Linked DNA regions of Mus musculus: region 2 is linked to region 1. Evidence: chromatin loops called from intact Hi-C (ENCODE). Cell type or tissue: gastrocnemius. All regions are shown on one strand. Each heading gives the region's core, and the rest is flanking DNA. Links, peaks and the distances in the headings are about the cores only.

Evidence for each region. Hi-C counts contacts between places; a loop is a spot of excess contacts. Peaks named below come from ENCODE experiments on the same cell type or tissue, not always from the same donor. Only the 100,000 strongest peaks of a DNase experiment are listed, where the experiment ranks them.
Region 2: a loop joins it to region 1, with 3 times the contacts of the local background. A loop is called at or near these places in 13 of 42 quality-filtered maps.

The regions. Positions count from the first base shown.
Region 1 is chr7:140,138,116-140,146,231 of GRCm38, reverse strand. It overlaps Mtg1 (mitochondrial ribosome-associated GTPase 1), which reads right to left. Exons shown (of 11, transcript NM_199301.2): 2 at 7,849-7,913; 3 at 5,932-6,036; 4 at 2,414-2,494; 5 at 1,835-1,891; 6 at 1,512-1,602; 7 at 173-234. Among named protein-coding and RNA genes, the nearest start is that of Mtg1, 4.6 kb to the right of the region's middle. In gastrocnemius, for the core only: a CTCF peak has its summit at 4,692 (motif pointing right); a DNase peak (open chromatin) is centred at 4,695.
Region 2 is chr7:139,973,930-139,982,045 of GRCm38, reverse strand. It overlaps Spef1l (sperm flagellar 1 like), which reads left to right and starts at 3,291. Exons shown (of 7, transcript NM_001033465.3): 1 at 3,291-3,499; 2 at 3,901-4,012; 3 at 4,824-4,974; 4 at 5,373-5,571; 5 at 5,918-6,005; 6 at 6,088-6,184. The coding sequence starts at 3,364. It overlaps Adam8 (a disintegrin and metallopeptidase domain 8), which reads left to right. Exons shown (of 24, transcript NM_001291066.2): 23 at 2,012-2,086; 24 at 2,519-3,114. The coding sequence ends at 2,569. It overlaps Gm16201 (a long non-coding RNA gene), which reads right to left. Exons shown (of 5, transcript XR_389973.3): 3 at 6,636-6,741; 4 at 5,438-5,555; 5 at 3,066-5,049. In gastrocnemius, for the core only: no CTCF peak of the experiment used is centred there; DNase peaks (open chromatin) are centred at 2,803, 3,303 and 3,791; H3K4me3 peaks cover 1,160 bases; H3K27ac peaks cover 921 bases.

The DNA.
Region 1 (8,116 bases), core at 2,741-6,740:
AGAAGGCTGCCTTTCTGATGGACTTCCACAGGGCAGCAGCACTGGTGGGAACATGAAGGGAGAGAAAGGATGGCGGTCAGATCACAGCCAATGCTGTGCTCACTGGAGCCAGACTCGGCAGAGCCTGCAAAGCTCTGGACAGAACTCTGGCCTCAGCTACCAGGGACCCCACCTGGATTCTGGATGTCACAGCTCTTGTGATTCCTGGCTCACCTCCCACTCTGGCAGCTTTTCCTGAAAAGACACAAAATGTCCATCAAATCTGTGCATACAGCAATGAAACAAGGAATGAAAGGTATTTCACTAACATATCCCACGAGCAGATTGGAAACCCAGACCTCGTAAGTTTGTCAAATTATAATTTGTTCCTTACTCAGTCTCAAAGAACACATGGCAAGGGTTTTCAAGAGCTAGGCACAGTGGCCAAGGGCTGACAAATGCCCAGAGCTCACTTCCCAGTGCAGCTCACTTCCCACCCTAGTGCCAAGGTCATGCCAGAGCTACTCCTCCACCTCAAAGCCTCTCCTGGACTCCCCTACTCTACAGCACTACCCACAGCAGGCAGGCCAGCACCATCCCTGATCCAACACTGTGGTTGCCTGGCGTGGACCTAGCCCATGTACCCCTGGGAAGCTAACTATTCACTGTCAAACCATCACAGAAATAAAAGGATAAAAGTGTCCATCATAGATGACCAGAGGAATAAGGACAGAGTAGACAGCAGAATAACTTGGACCTAAGGAGGAAGGAACTGCTGATAAAATCCCAACATAACCAAACCTAGAACATTCTACTGAGACAAGCCAGCACCAGCACTCTATTGACACAGTTGGACTGAGATAGAACAGGGCTGCCAGGCACTGGGGCAGAGAACAGGATGCTGTGCTTGGAGCTTCGGTCTCAGGTGGTTTAAAGTGTGGATAGTGGGGATGCCGGCACAACCCTATAAACAAACTTAATGCCTCTAAACAGAGAAGATGCGCACTTAAAGGAAACAACACTTAAAAATTAAATGACTGTGACAGCTCTGCAATTAATACCCCAACAGCTCCTTTCTAAAGTGATACAACATGATTTAAAGCTCTTGGCCTTTACACTATAAATGGATTTTGTTGTTGTAGTCTTGTATTGTATTTTGCAGACAGGGCCTCTGCCTCTCTGTCTCTGCCTCCCAAGAGCTGGGTTAAAGGCATGTGCTACCATATCTGGCTTTGTAAAACAAAAGAAAAAAGAAAATAATTAATAAAGACTATACTATTAGTACAAAAAAAATGAAGGCAATATAAATTTATCCCAAAGTCTAAAATACATACACTACCAAGAGCATGTGAAAGCACATAAGTACACACTGTGTAGCCAAGGGCTGTTCACCATCAGACCATGAACTGTCCTTTTAGCGGACAGAGCAGGCCATGAGCTATGGAAGGAACGCCACAAAGCAACATAGGGCTGACCTCACTCTTCCACAGTGCCCTCTAGGAATGGAAGTCAGCACAGCAGAGACTGCCTACCTGTCCTGAGGTGCTGCCGCCTCAGGGAGTTGATGAGGGAGGATTTGCCTACATTGGGGACACCGACCACCATGATGCAGTATTCTGGGGTCTGTGGAAGCAGAAGAGTTTCAACTTTATCCAACCCAGGTTATGAAACCACAGCCCAGAGGAAAGGGACATCAACACAAAGACCAGCATTTCCCACTAAAGAACAGTAAAAACAAAGGCTGGGTCCTGGCTGGGACACAGCCCAGTCTTCTGTATTAAAGAAGGCTCAGAACGGCAGGTAGGAAGGGACTGGGTAACTCCACATACCCACCCCAGCTCTGCACCCAACCAACCTCGGCTCGATGGTAGCGGTAGCTGCACCTGATCAGTTCCATGACTTTTGGGACAATCTGCAACAAACAGGCCACATCTTTTGGTCATGCATCCCTCATCAACCCACTTACAAATAACAGGGTCAGAGAGCCTGTCCTTACTGACCCCTCGCTTAGGAGGGTAGAGACCTCACACACACCTCATTACTCATCCCGATCATGGGTATCCACCTGTCCAACAGTCAGCTAATTGGAATTCATCCACCCACTCCCAACCCAACCCACACACAACCCAGGAGTGTGGCTACCTCAGGAGGGCTCTTCTACAGCAACTATAACCACCTAGTAGACATTCCACACATCAACTCATGGGGATCCATCAAAACAAACAGGAAAATAAGCTACCGGGTTCTGCAAGAGGCTCTCATTAATTACTTAGAACCCCAGCAGACTCCCTCAACACTCCCTCAGACTGTGAGCACACACAGAGGAGACAGGCAGCATCCTGCCCTGCAGATCCTGCATCCCTGGGCAGCTGAAGCCAGATCCAGGATCTCATCCCGACTGTTTAGCAGCTAACGTGCACAGAGCCTTACCAACCTGCTTGATGTTTTCATCTTTCACACAGTTCGTGAAGAGAACGTTGCTCAGGCCTTTTTCTTCTAAGCGCTGGACAATTTTCTGAAAGATACATTTCTATTTTAAATACTAAATTAAATTTAAATACTAAATTAAATATGAATGGTATGACATTCAGACGTGGTGGTATATGCCTTTAATCCCAGTACTACACAGAAAGACCCTGTCTAAAATAAATTAAAAATTAAAGTGTGTGTGTGTGTGTGTGTGTGTGAGAGAGAGAGAGAGAGAGAGAGAGAGAGAGAGAGAGAGAGTTGGGGGGGGGGGGGCGGGTCAGGAGATCAGGGCAGGAGAGATGGCTCAGCAGTTAAGAGCACCGGCTACTCTTCCAGAGGACCAGTTTGATTCCCGGTACCCTCCTGGCAGCTAACAATAATCTATAACTCCAGTCCCAGGGCATTCAATGCCTTCTTCTGGCCTCCACAGGCACTGCATAAGTGTGGTGCATAAACATAGAAGCAGGCAAAACACCCATTTACCAAAAAATAAAAACAAAGATTAACAAACAACAGCAAGTAAACATTCAAACATATACACATATATACACATGTATGTATATATATATACATTATTTACACATACACACACACACATATGGTGTGATATATAAAACTCAAGGTTCTGAGCTTGGGGCCAGTGAGATGGCTGGTAAAGGCGCTTGATGCTAAGCCTGACAACCTGAGTTCAATGCCCAGGCCTAGAGAGTAGAAGGAAAGAACTGACACCTCCAAGTTGTCCTCTGACCTCAACCTGTATGCCATGGCACACACACACGCACACACGCACGCACGCGCACACGCACGCACGCACGCACACACACACACGCACACACACACGCACACACACACACACACAAGTAAATGAATAATAAATGTAAAAAAAAAGCATGGTTTTTAAAAAGTAATCTGGTTGGCCAGGTGGCACCTGCCTTTAATCCCAGCACTCAGAAGGCAGACACGGGTGGATCTCTGTGAGTTGACGTCACCCCTGTCCCGACACAACATGTTCCAGGCCAGCAAGTCTTACAGAGTGAGACCCTGTCTCAAAAACAGGTAAGAAGTTAGGTAAGGCTCTAAGCTTGAAAGGACACTGCAGGTGCTCTCTGCTCTGCATCAGCCCTAACTCTAGGAGCCCGGCAACAAGACGTGGGTGCCAGCAAGCACAAGGAAAGGGCTCTGAGGAGAGAGCAGGGGGAAGAGCCCTCGGGCAGACCTAGCTGTGCTGTATGTGTGCCTCAGGCTCTGCCAGGGTGAACACCAGGGGGGCATGGCCTGCTCACAGGGACCTCAGTGCTTCTGGGGACAAAGCGGACTGAACCAGGTCACTTCGGCCTCTTCAGCACCAAGCTCACAGGTGCTGGCTTCTCTGAGGAATCCGTCACTTTCACGTGCTGTATCATATAAGACTCCCTTGGGAAGAGGAGGGGAAACTGAAACAGGCTTTCACTATGTAGCCTTGGCTGGCCTGGAATTCACTATGTAGACCAAGCTGTCCTGGATCTCATAGAGATCTGCCTGCCTCTGCCCACGTTTTAGCAAAAAAAGCGTGTACCATGACATCCAGCGTGGGACTTTACTGTAGACTGAGATGATATTGAGCTCGATCTTATTATAGAAAATAAGTAGTGACAAGAGAACATTAGAGCTGGCACAAAGTCATTACGTTTAATAGTCAGTATAATCAGTATACATCGTTTATATTCACATCTATCAATATGCGTTGAAAGTCATGATTGTGTTTGGTCATCACTAACCACAAAGCATATTAAATGCTTAAATAAGCAAAAAGTAATTCATTAATGCTGTCAGTTTAATATATTTTGAGTTATTTGTCACATATGATACAATTAAGATACTTGGGGGGGGGAGTCGGGGGCTGAAAGGTTAAGAGCACTTTCATGCTCTTGCAAGTTTGGTTCCCAGCACTCATACAAATCACGATTCCAGTTTCAGGGGATCCAACACCCTCTTCTGGCCCCTGCGAGCACCCGGCACACATGTATATTGCACATACATACATACATACATACATATAAACATGGAAAACACTCATACACTAAATAAATAAATAAAGTAATTAATTAATTAAATCTTGGAGGGAAATAGAATCGGTACTAGCCATGACAGAGACTGATCTCTGTTATCCAAGAAAATGTACTCAAACGTCCCTCTAGTACAGACCGTGGGGGTGGAGTCTAAGGGCCTTCAAAAGCCTGGTACTCGGCTCACCTTTGCCTGCCCAGTAGAGGGCAGCGTACACCAGTCTGTAAAGTCGTGCTTTGACGCACTGAAGCAATTCCTAAACAGCTAGAATCTCGATTAATAAAAACCAGGGGAAGGCACTTAAAGATAAAAGCAAACAAACAAACAAACAAACGATGCAAGACCGAGATACTCGCGAGACAGACAAGCAGCGCTGTCGATCTAAGCCTGGAGGAAGGTGCTGCCCTGGCAACCGCCTTGGAGAGCCTCCTGACCTTTCCCTAAGAGCTGCAGCTCTTCAGTAAAGGAAAAAATTTCTGTGTCACTAACAAGCTAGCAACTTTCTAAAATCTGGCTTGAATTCAAGGCCCTGTCATCCCCCTTTCCAAAGAATTTGACAGCACAGTGATAAAAAGTAAAGCCAAGACTTCAAATCCATTCCTGGCTGTCATTTTTTACTTGCAGGCTGTGTAGAAAATACACTGCCCTGTGACCCAATTCTGCCTGAATTTAGAGCATTGGTTCTCAACCTGTGAATCTCGACCCCTTTGAGGTTCGAATGAACGACCCTTTCCCAGGTGCTGCCTAAGACAGTCACAAAACACAGATATTCACAACTCATAACAGTAGCAAAATTACAGTTATAAAATATCAACAAAACTGTATTAAAGAGTCACAGCATTGGGAAGTTGAGAACCACTGCGCTAGACACTGTTGGGTACTTTGGGCTTTTCATATCCCAGTCCCATACCCAGCCCTTCCAATTTCTGGAACACAAGTGTGCAGAAAGCAACTAGCAGCAGAAAACCTGAGATCAGGCTGGGTACATAGTCAGCTAGGGACACTGCAGCTACCACAAATGAACTCCGGGCTACACCAACGGTGACCAGGGCTACATACATTAACCTTGCGAATCTCCCAATTAGTTAGAGCTAAGTAAAATGTAATCAGCCCCCTTTGCTTCAGTGGTCACATGTGCCTACATGGGACAAGGTGGACAGAGCATCCATCAGAAAGGTTGAGGGTACAAAGTGGCTGTAGTGGTCCCCAGAGGTCCCACAGCACACCAACCCACTTCCCACAGGAGGTGTGCCCATCGTGAGCACTTAGGTGATACTTTCATACTGAGGGAATCAGCTGTTGCTAAAAAGCCAGGCCAGACGCCTCCATCAAAGCCAGAAGTTGTTTTAAGTTACAGCCTCCCCGGGGGCATCACAGAACTCCTCTGTGTCTGTGGCTCTGTCACGTTGCTGCTGGCATCTGTGAGAAGGAGCTCACCTGCTGCTCTGTAAGATCTGCCAAGTCCATTTTGTTGAGGACAAGCAGATGCGGTTTCAGACCAAGCAGCTCTTGGAACAGAGGGTTTCGACCTGAAAATGGGATGTGCTGATGATGTTAAGGCATAATCCCTACAGAGTTTACCAGTGGCTAGTCCACCAGGAGATACAAACAAAGAAGCCCATCTCAGAGCAAGTGCAACCATACAACCCATCTTCCTGCCCCCAGACTTGGGAGGCCAACCCTCATGTTGCAGCTTGTGAAGGGTGTGATTTAGGGAAGGGACTGTCACCTAACTTCTCAAGCAGATGGTGAAAAGAATAAAACCAAAGTTCGAAGAGAAGCCATTGTTTGGATCCCAAGGAATTTAAATTGAAAGTGAAATGGCCCGAACATTTAAGAAATGGTGACTCCTGTGAAATCCCACCCAGATAACCTCAAACACCACCCATCCTCACTGGAGATGCTGCTGCCCACAGCTATCCTCAGCTATCCCAGTCTGATGTGGGACTCCACCATGTGACATAGGCAGAATGGGGCTTCTGCCCCTTCAGCCCTCCCAGTAGGATCTGGTACAAGGATCCTAAGGCCTCTGCCTGTCCCATCTGGCACCCAGTTAAGCTGCTACCTCCATCTAGATAGTCCCTCTTTCACAGCTGACCAATCCATTCACAAACCCAAGTCTCCAGGCTCCTGTCCTAAGATGCTACAGAAACCGCTACCCAGCACAGACCTCCTGCCACATCCTAGATTCAGTTAAGTGTTCCAGAGACTGAAGGAGGACAGTTCTCTCATCATACATGCTGAAAATAACAAAGTTTTACTTTTTAAATAATCAAATATTGGGAGGAATGGTGGACACAACTTTACTCCTTGCACACAGATCTATGTGAGTTCCAGGTCATCCTGGTCTACATAGTGAGCTTCAGGCCAGTCAAGACTACAGTGTTAGACCCTATGTCAATAGTGGTGGTTGGCGGTGGTGGTGGTGGTGGTGGTGGTCACATCTGGCAGCAGGTGATATTAGATGAGTAGACATGTATAGCCTAAAACAAATACACCAGATGTATTATTGCTAAAGTTCCTGAAGTTCTCTGAAGGCTGAAATAGTTCCTATTCTCCATGACTATTTCCAGAGACTACCACCAGTGGCAGCAGGTCCCCACGCCCACCACCAGCTGCTGTTCCAGGGGCCTGGTGGTCTGGCATCCCCACGCTCTTCTAAGGCTAAGTAAGCAGGATGAAAAACTCACATGCCAACAGAAACCAAACACAGCTTAAATGCAACAAACAGTCTGAGAAGCACCTGCCAGTAGACATGATTGTAACTTGCCAATTCTTCAATTAAGGACAAGAGGAAAGGACAGGTTAGTAGGATCATTTCATCTCCGGTTTCATAATTTACCCCTAAAAATATCAAAGTAAACAAGAGGCTGAGACAAATAAGATATCAGATGGGCCGGGCGTAGTGGCACACGCCTTTAATCCCAGCACTTGGGAGGCAGAGGCAGGCGGATTTCTGAGTTCAAGGTCAGCCTGGTCTACAGAGTGAGTTCCAGGACAGCCAGGGCTATAAAGAGAAACCCTGTCTGGGGGGGGGGGGGGGGGAGAGATATCAGATGGGAGCCTAAAAATAAAAACACCAGCCTAGACCCCACGAGGGAGATTCTGATCTAAAAGGGCCCTAGCTATTGATGTAAAAGCCTCCCGGGAACTCTAATGTGTAATGAGAATTGGAAAACACTGCTTTATGTCCCAGTAATTACAAAAGAAGCTGTCGCAGCTGTAGACATAATGATGGACCAGAGGCAGAGCAGACTAAACTGTCTGAAGGAGATGGAGAGGAACCAGGAAAGCATCCTGCTGCTGCCTTTACAGTCGAGCAGAGGTGCTCCCCTCTACAGCGTAAAAGGATATCCTGGCGTCATGAACCTCGATAACACAATCCACCGACTTCAGACTGCTCTGCATCTTCTTTAGTCCTAGAAAATAGAGGGGCACTAAGGAAACAGCCAAAGGGGGCAAGTTTAAGTTCTCCTAGGGGAATACATCTGAGAACCATCAGTGCACACAGGGTTAAAGGAGGCAGCATTCTGAGCCACGTTCCACGGTGCCCCGATGGTTCTGGAAGGTACATTTCACACAAGATGGTCTTAATCAGGAAGTTCCTGATACTGTGCGGACT
Region 2 (8,116 bases), core at 2,230-6,229, 160 kb after region 1:
CTCACAAGTGGCTTTCAGTGCACATTCTCGTGTTGAAGGTGCTAGTTTGCTGTCTTCTGAGAGTCCCTCAGTTTGTCTACTTATCTTCTTATTGTAAGTGGATGTGGGTGACATACTCTCAGCAGGAATAGCATGGGAAGTAATTACAGTGGGAAGTGACTGAACGACTATGATTTCCATGCCGAGAGCTATCTTTGTGTTGAATGAACTGATGCCTAGAGAGAGAGATGAATGACTACCTCCAAGATCATCTGGAGACTTAAAATCCTACATCTCGCCGGGTGTGGTGGCACACGCCTTTAATCCCAGCACTCGGGAGGCAGAGGCAGGTGGATTTCTGAGTTCGAGGCCAACCTGGTCTACAAAGTGAGCTCCAGGACAGCCAGCACTATACAGAGAAACCCTGTCTCGAAAAAAACAAAACAAACAAACAAACAAACAAACAAAAATAATCCTACATCCCGGGAATCTTTGCCACTTAAACACTAACAATTGCCACTGTCTTATGCTATAGTGATTTTTTCCCTGCTTTTTTGTTTCGTTTATTGTTGTGTGCATGATGTGTGTGGGCACGTGTGCCATGGCGCTCATGTGAAGATCAGAGGACCACTCTGTGAGGTTGACCTTTACCTGGGTTCTGGGGTCAAACTCAGGTCACCAGGTTTGTGCAGCAAGCACCTACTAAATGATCAATCTCAGTGGCCCTTGCTTCTTCTTCTTCTTATTATTATTATTATTATTATTATTATTATCATCATTAGTATGGGGGTGGTGGTGGTGTGTGTGTGTGTTGTGGCGTGTGCATGCACATCACAGGATGCAAGAAGGGATCAGAGGACAACCGTGTGGAATTGGTCTACTTCCACTTTTACATGGTTCAGAGACTGAACCATATCACCATGCTGACAAGCGCCTTAACCCCCTCAGCCATCTCACAAGCCCCTGGTTTTTTTTTTGTTTTGTTTTTGTTCTTGTTTTTCTTGTTTGGTTTGTTTTTTTAGATAGGCTTTCACTCTGTAGCCTATTTTAAATGCTATGGAACTCACTATGTGGCCCACACTGGCCCTTAAGCTCATGACAGTCCTGCTGAGTCAGCTTCCTGAGTAATGGTTTTATGGGTATGAGCCATCACACGTGTGATTTTCTGTTTTTCCTTTTTTTTGGGGGGGGGGGCGGGCTAGGAGGATGATTTTATTTCTTTTTCTTACTTTTTTTTTTTCTTTTGAGACATGGTATCACTATATAGCCTTGGTTGGCCTCTATGTAGACTGGGCTGGCCTCAAACTTATAAAGTTCTGCCTGCCTCAGACTCCTGAGTGCTGGGATTAAAAGCATGCACCACTGTGTCCGGCCAGGGACTAATTTCAGACTTATATAAGAGCTGAAAAATCCCTTTAATCCCAACACTTGGGAGGCAGAGACCATTGAATCTCTGAATTCAAGGCCAGCCTGGTCTACAGAGTGAGTCCAAGATAGCCAGGGATATACAGAAAAACCTTGTCTCAAACAAAACAAAAGGAAAAGAAAGAAAAGGAAGAAAATGTCATCCTAGTCACAGTCCCGGCAGGCAGAACGGAGCAGGGTACGGGAATCCTGGGCAGGGATGAAAGGAAGCTGGGGGGGGGGGGGAGGGAAAAATGTGTCTAAAGCCCATCATGCCATGTTACCATCCTCTTTAACAATGTGGAAACAAAACGGGTTTTCCTAGTTAATTCTTTCCTTTTGAGCTTCTAAAGACCCATGTTCTGAAAGCTTCAGGGCAATGTGTGGGATACTGGGGAGGCCGCAAGATGATTGGCTGGGACAGTTAGCCAAGAAGAGGAGCTCTGCCAGGTTCGGGCTTTATCTTCCTAGCGGTGAGGCCATGCAGATGTTTCCTACTGAGCTGCGTGCAGACAGAAGCCTTCCAGGCTAGGCTGGAGCTGAGCAGGACAGCCTCAGGATGAAGCTAAGGGCCGTACTTGGCCTACTTAGGAGATGCTCTCAGTCAGCTGTGTCTGGTTCCTCCCAGGTCAAGCCAACCTTTGCACCCCCGACACCACCAGTCAAGCCCGGGACTGGAGGGACGGTGCCTGGAGCAACTCAGGTGAGCCTCAGAGGGAAGGGGAAGGGGAAGGGGAAGGGGGAGTCCATCTTGCAGGAACCCTCCTGCTGACTGTGGCACTGTTTCGGAGGGTGAGTGGCTGTTTTCATTTTCTTAGCTGGTAAGTTTTAGTGACATTTGAAAAAAAAAAAAAAGAAAGAAAAAAAAATCCTCAATAACAGGCTTGATGTCTGCTTTATAATTTGCCAGAACTTTCCAGTGCTTGCGGCTTTCGGGGGCTATGGAATTTTCCTTTTCATATGGCTAGTCTACAGTATATATGAAATGCTAGTACAGTCATCTTGTGAGGTCGGGCCCATTCTGTTGTTAGGGGAAGTGGAAGTCTAAATTTAAAGAACTGGCAATGGGTATTTTCAGCTGGACCTCTCTCTTATCAGGTCCTCTTTAATATCGATTTCCTTTTTTTCTTGGCAGGGAGCTGGTGAGCCAAAGGTTGCTCTGAAGGTCCCCATCCAGAAGAGGTGACCAGCTAGGGCACCCCAGGGCCATCGTTTGTGGACGTTTGGAGATACCACTGCTCCTATAAATGTGTTCCTTCAGCAACACCACAACCACCACCCAGGCTGGACCTGCACACGCTGTTCCTACCTCAGGAATAATCTTTCTGTGGCTCTTGCTGTCCAGATGCCCTCATGAACCAGTGGCCTCTCACTGGCCTTGGCCAGCTTAGACCATACATCTGCGTATGCTAGTTGCTAGGCAGGGGCGGTGTACCCTGCAGTGGGCGTGATCAAGTCTGTCTGTCTCTGGGTGGACAGAATGCCAGGAGTCCCCTCCCAGCAACTTCTGCACTGGCCCTCACACAGTGACCTCTCTCCAAGGCACAGTTCCTGTATCTACATCCCACTCGTGTATGAGACTTAGGAAAGGAAAAGACGTCGTTCTTGGGGTGTTGGGACAAGAAGTTGCCGTCATCTCCGGATTGAAACAGATTAGTTGTTGAAATTATGACTAAACACTATTCACTAATAAAGATTCTATTTTATCAATAGATTATAGATCACATTCTACATGGCAGTTTGTTTTTATTACACCAGATCAAACAATTTCACCTACCATCTCCCTTCGTTTTTTAACCATCCACCTTGATTCAGCCCGATCTCTGGGCGTGCAGGAGGACCAATCCTTCCTGGGATCGAGGGAGGGACCAGCGCGGTTAGGGCCCCGCCCCTTCCGGCTGTGCCGCGTCTCCCAGCAACGGTCCAAACCCGCCAGGTTTCTTCCGCTGTGTTTCTCTGCTGCACACCCACTTCTCTGCCATGCTCAGTGCTTCCAAGCCGAGCTCAGCTTCGTTCCTGCCAACGCCTGGGGATATTCATAACCTCTGCGCCTGGCTGGACCGGCTCCCACTCAGCCGCCCCAAGCGCCACTTGGCTCGGGACTTCAGTGATGGTGGTGCGAGTGAGGGCGAGGCGCTATGGGGCGGATGATGAAGAGGACTCAAAGCTGAGGGCCACCCTTGCCTCCAGCCCCCTAGTACGGGTGTGGGTGTTGGGGGAACGGAGCGGTTCTTGAGTCCAGACTCGTGCTCCTTAGGAAAGGTAGTAGCAAACAGGGCCTCCTGTGGCTCTTCCAGCTCCCCCTGGGCTCTCACGCTGTATTAGCTTCCCAGGCCATCCTACCACTTGGTCTGACCTGGAGTCTAGGTGCCGTGCCAGACTCGGGGACAATTATGGGCTCCCCAGGAAAAGCTCGTGTCCTTCCCACTCCATTCCATGCATCTCATGTGGTCAGGGATTACAGTTGCAACCCAGGGTCTTGACCAGGCAAGCCAAGTTCCCCTCGCATTCCCACAGTGCTGGTGGCCGAGATTGTGAAGCACTTCCGCCCTCGGCTGGTGGACTTGCACAGCTACGTCCCAGCCTGCAGTACAGACCAGAAGCTGAGCAACTGGAGCCTTCTCAACAGGCAAGGCCTGGGAGCTCAGCCCACCTAGGTTGACCCCGGGATGCTCTCTCCAGCCATGGGTCTCTGACTGCCTAACTGTGGGTCCTTGCCTATAGAAGAGTACCACAACCAGGGGTACTAGGGCACTAGTACCCCTAGTACCACTCCTGGGGGTGCTAGGGCAGCCTATCAGCTAGCCTGCTCCCTTACGGATCAGTAGAGTTTTACTTCACCTCCCCAAATGTCCTCAGACAAGACTCTGCCTGTGTATAATAAGTGATCTCAAGGACAGAGTCGGGCAGATATGTCTGATGTAGTCCAATCACAGAGGGCCCTCGGGAAGTGTCTGAGCAGAGCAAGGTGGAGAACCTGTGTGGGCACCCCCAAAAGACTGGCTCAGATTGGAATAGAAACATTGCTGGGCTCAGGCCTGGGTCTAATCTCATGGGCTTATGTTTGAGAGGGAAGAGATGAAAAGAGACCTCAAGGGAGATGATCATGCTGAGAGGGCCCAGCTGCAGGTTTCCAGGTACTGTTGAGCTGTCTCAACAGGATTTACCGAGGGCAAGCCAGTAGAGAGATGAGAATGAATGCAGAGAACATGGCCTGATAGAGCACCCCATGTTCTGCGATCTCCTGAGACATAGCTCCAAAGGCCAAGAATGAGATAGCCATGCGCCACTCAAGTGCAGGGCACAAAGGGGCTCTCTGAGAAAGCAAGATGCTGCCCAGTGGCTGGAAGGCATTGCAGGGAGCATAGAACTTCAGGGAGGGCTCAACTCCCAGTCCTTGATGGTACTGCTTTGAGAATGTGCTCCTACCTTCTTTGCAGGAAAGTCTTTCGCAAGCTGCACTTGTGTATCTCAGATAATGATATCCAAAGGGTGGTATCCAACAGGCCTGGAGTTATCGAGTCTATTCTATGTGCACTGAGGGAGAAGATGGAGGCCAGGACTGTTCATGTAGGCTCAGCTGGTACAGCTGTAAGTGTCTGCACATCAATTCAGCATGCAAGTCTGCTGTGCCTTCTGCCCTTTGCACTCAGTCAGACAATCCGTCTGTGTGAGAATAAAACAGAGAAATGAATGTCCCTGTGGTCCAAAAAGAAATGAAGTCCATACATGAGGCAACAGGCCTCACTTAGACTCATTCCTGACTTTCCTGCTGATCTTCTGGAAGGGGGGGGGGGCTCCCGAATTTCCTTTCCAGCCAAATCCACCTACCCTGGGGCAGTGAAAACACTTAAGAGTTGCTCCAAGTACAACCAACCCAAGTGCTTCCCGCTCTTCTCCAGTTTCCATACTAACCCCACCCAGAGTTTGTAATGACCAAACAAATTCAGCCCAGCTACACTTCACTCCCCAACTTTTGTACTTTGCAGGATCCAAGACACTCTGCTGTGGATGCTGTCCGACCCTGGCGGGATCTTACCCCCAACCCACATACCTCTAAGATGCAAGATCCTGATGTGGATAACAGCAGCTTGTCAGAACCCCTCTGGGACTCCGGTGGAGAGCACCACTCTGTTCCCGAAAGCTGGGTCCATGATGTTGAACTCCCAAACCTTCAAAAGAAGGCAGGTATGCTCAGGCGCATCCTGGGCCCAGAGAGGCTAGTGGGCTCCTGAGGAAGGCATAATACTTAGGGTCCTGGCTCCATCAATACCCAGAGAGCAACCATTCAAGGGGCAGCCTGTGAGCTATGCAGGGAAGCCATTATTCAAACAGGAGCACCATTCCTGAGGTTTCCAGAGCTATGCAAAGGTCCCTGAAGGCAGGATAGGACCAAGTCCTTCCATGATAACTTCTGAGTCTGCTTTACCGGCTATGGATCATGTCCCCTCCCTCGTCCATATGTCCGTCCTGTCACTAGTGGGTGCCTATCAGAAGCAAGGTCCTGAGCTGATGGTGTCTATTTGTCATACAGGCCTACAGAGCCCTCCAGCCCCCTCCAGCACGAAGATCCTTCAGAATCAAAGGGATTTGGAGAAAATGGGCTGCTGTGCTTGCAGAGGGTGGACCTTTATCTCTCAAATTCTCCCCGCCCACCTCCTTCTGCTCCCTAGCCTGGACTAAAGGTCAGTGTTTACCTTTCAGGGACTCAATTGAAGGGCTCTGGGATCACCTGGTCAGCATCCAGCAGCAGCTGGAGGATAAGGAGCAAGCACTAGCCATTCTGCAGGAGACGGTCAAGGTATGGTCCTACTGGGCATCCCTTGCTTCCCGGAGATTCTGAGCTGCAAGGATGCAGAGGGACCCACTGCCCCAGCTTCACACTCCTTGGCTGAGTTTCTGAAGAGCCAGCACTGGCCCAGTGAGGGCAGTATAGGGAGTGCAGGGCCCTGACCAGAGAGAGTCAACATTCTTTAGACATTCTTTAGATTCTTTAGAAATTAGTCAGTGGCCTAGCAATGGTGATTCATCAGGCTTTAATCCCAGCACTCGGGAGGCAGAGGCAGATGGATGTCTGTGAATCTGAGTCCAGTCTAGCGTTCAGAGTGAATTCCAGGACAGTCAAGGCTACCGAGAGAAACCCTGTCTTGAAACTTTGAAGAAGAGAAGAAAAAAAAAAAAAAAGGAAAAGAAACAGTCTGTGGATCATTTCAGTCCTTCTCAGAGGCAGAAACAATGTGGCGGATACTCACCACCTGCCTCAGTGATCTGTCCATCCCAGACCCAAGTGCTGCTCAGGAGTGCAAGAGGGCAGGGCGGACCGGGGCCCATCTCAGGAAGCATGGGCTGGGTAAATGCCTGGAAAGCAGATAGAGAGATGATGGCTGAAGAGGCTCCTGCCTGCCCTCCCCCATCCTCACCCCACCCCCCTCCCACCCCCCCACCCCACCCCCACCCCCGCCACCCCAGCCTGAACTGGGCCTTGTCTTTCTCTTCATCTCCAAAAGCCAGGGCCCTCAAAACAACACACCCCGGGATCCTCGTGAGCATTTAGATGTGCAATGAATACCTAGTTTAGAGGCACATCTCGTTCTATGGAACACGCTTAGCTCTGCGTGCACGCCTGCCTCTGTGCTACAGCTTATTCTGTAGTGCACATACGGCTCTGCCGTGCACACCGGGTTCTGTGGTGTGTGCCTGGTTGTGTGGGCTAATGCCTGAGACTGCACATGCACATCTGGTTCTGTGGATGTCCTCCTGGCTCTGCAAGGACACACCTAGTCCTGCAGTATCTCCCTGGTTGGGTAGTCCGTGCCTTGCTCTCTGATGGACATTTGGTTCTGCAGGCACACCTCTGCTCTTGCACCAGGAACTTCCAGTGCCCCTTACTATTCCTTACCTCTCCCTGTATCCTGGGAACACACGGACTAAGACAATGGGGAAGAACGGAGACTGCACCAATGGGCACGGGTCATGGGGGCTATCGGAAATTGCAATGCCATCTGAGTTCCTGAGTATGTACCCAAATCTTGACGAGTTATCTTCTTGTGAAAACAGGAAAGTGATGTGATATTACTGTGGCTTTGGACTTACAGAGCAGTAGAGAGGAAGCGGTAAAGAGAACTGAAGCTGTTGCCTCCACCGCACCGCTTGCTCACAGCGCGGCTCTCCCCACTGTTTCCCTGACTCATAGCTGACCAAGGGAACCGTAACTTTTCACTGGAGACCCAGAGAGGAAACAGACCCACTTGCCACCTAAGGGTTGACACTCAGCTTGCCATTTAAGGATTGAATACCACTTGCAAATTGTCACAAAGTGAGCTACGTGACTTGGGAGGAATTTGTTGTGATAGGCAGGCCATGGGATGGACTCCATTGCTGCATCTAGCCATAGCGCCCTGGCTTCTTGATTTGGATGAGGGTTGGAAGCTATCCAGAACAGGACTGCATGTGCTGCCTGTGAACACAGCGTCACACTCCACAGGTCCGGGGAGGGACCTTGTCTTTCATTGTCTGCTGTGAGGCTGGCTCCCCACCCTGATCTACATGCCTGCCTTCACACTACAGGGGAATGAGACAGACCCAGTTTTTCTGCCTGAGGAGCATGGTGGGGTCTAGGTTTCTGATGGGAGAAAGTTTGGGACAAGGTCATCCTTGAAGCAGGCATGGAGGGACCACAGATGCCCCAGCTGTGCCAAAGGGCTCAAGCTGTTCCCCCCACCCCACCCCACCC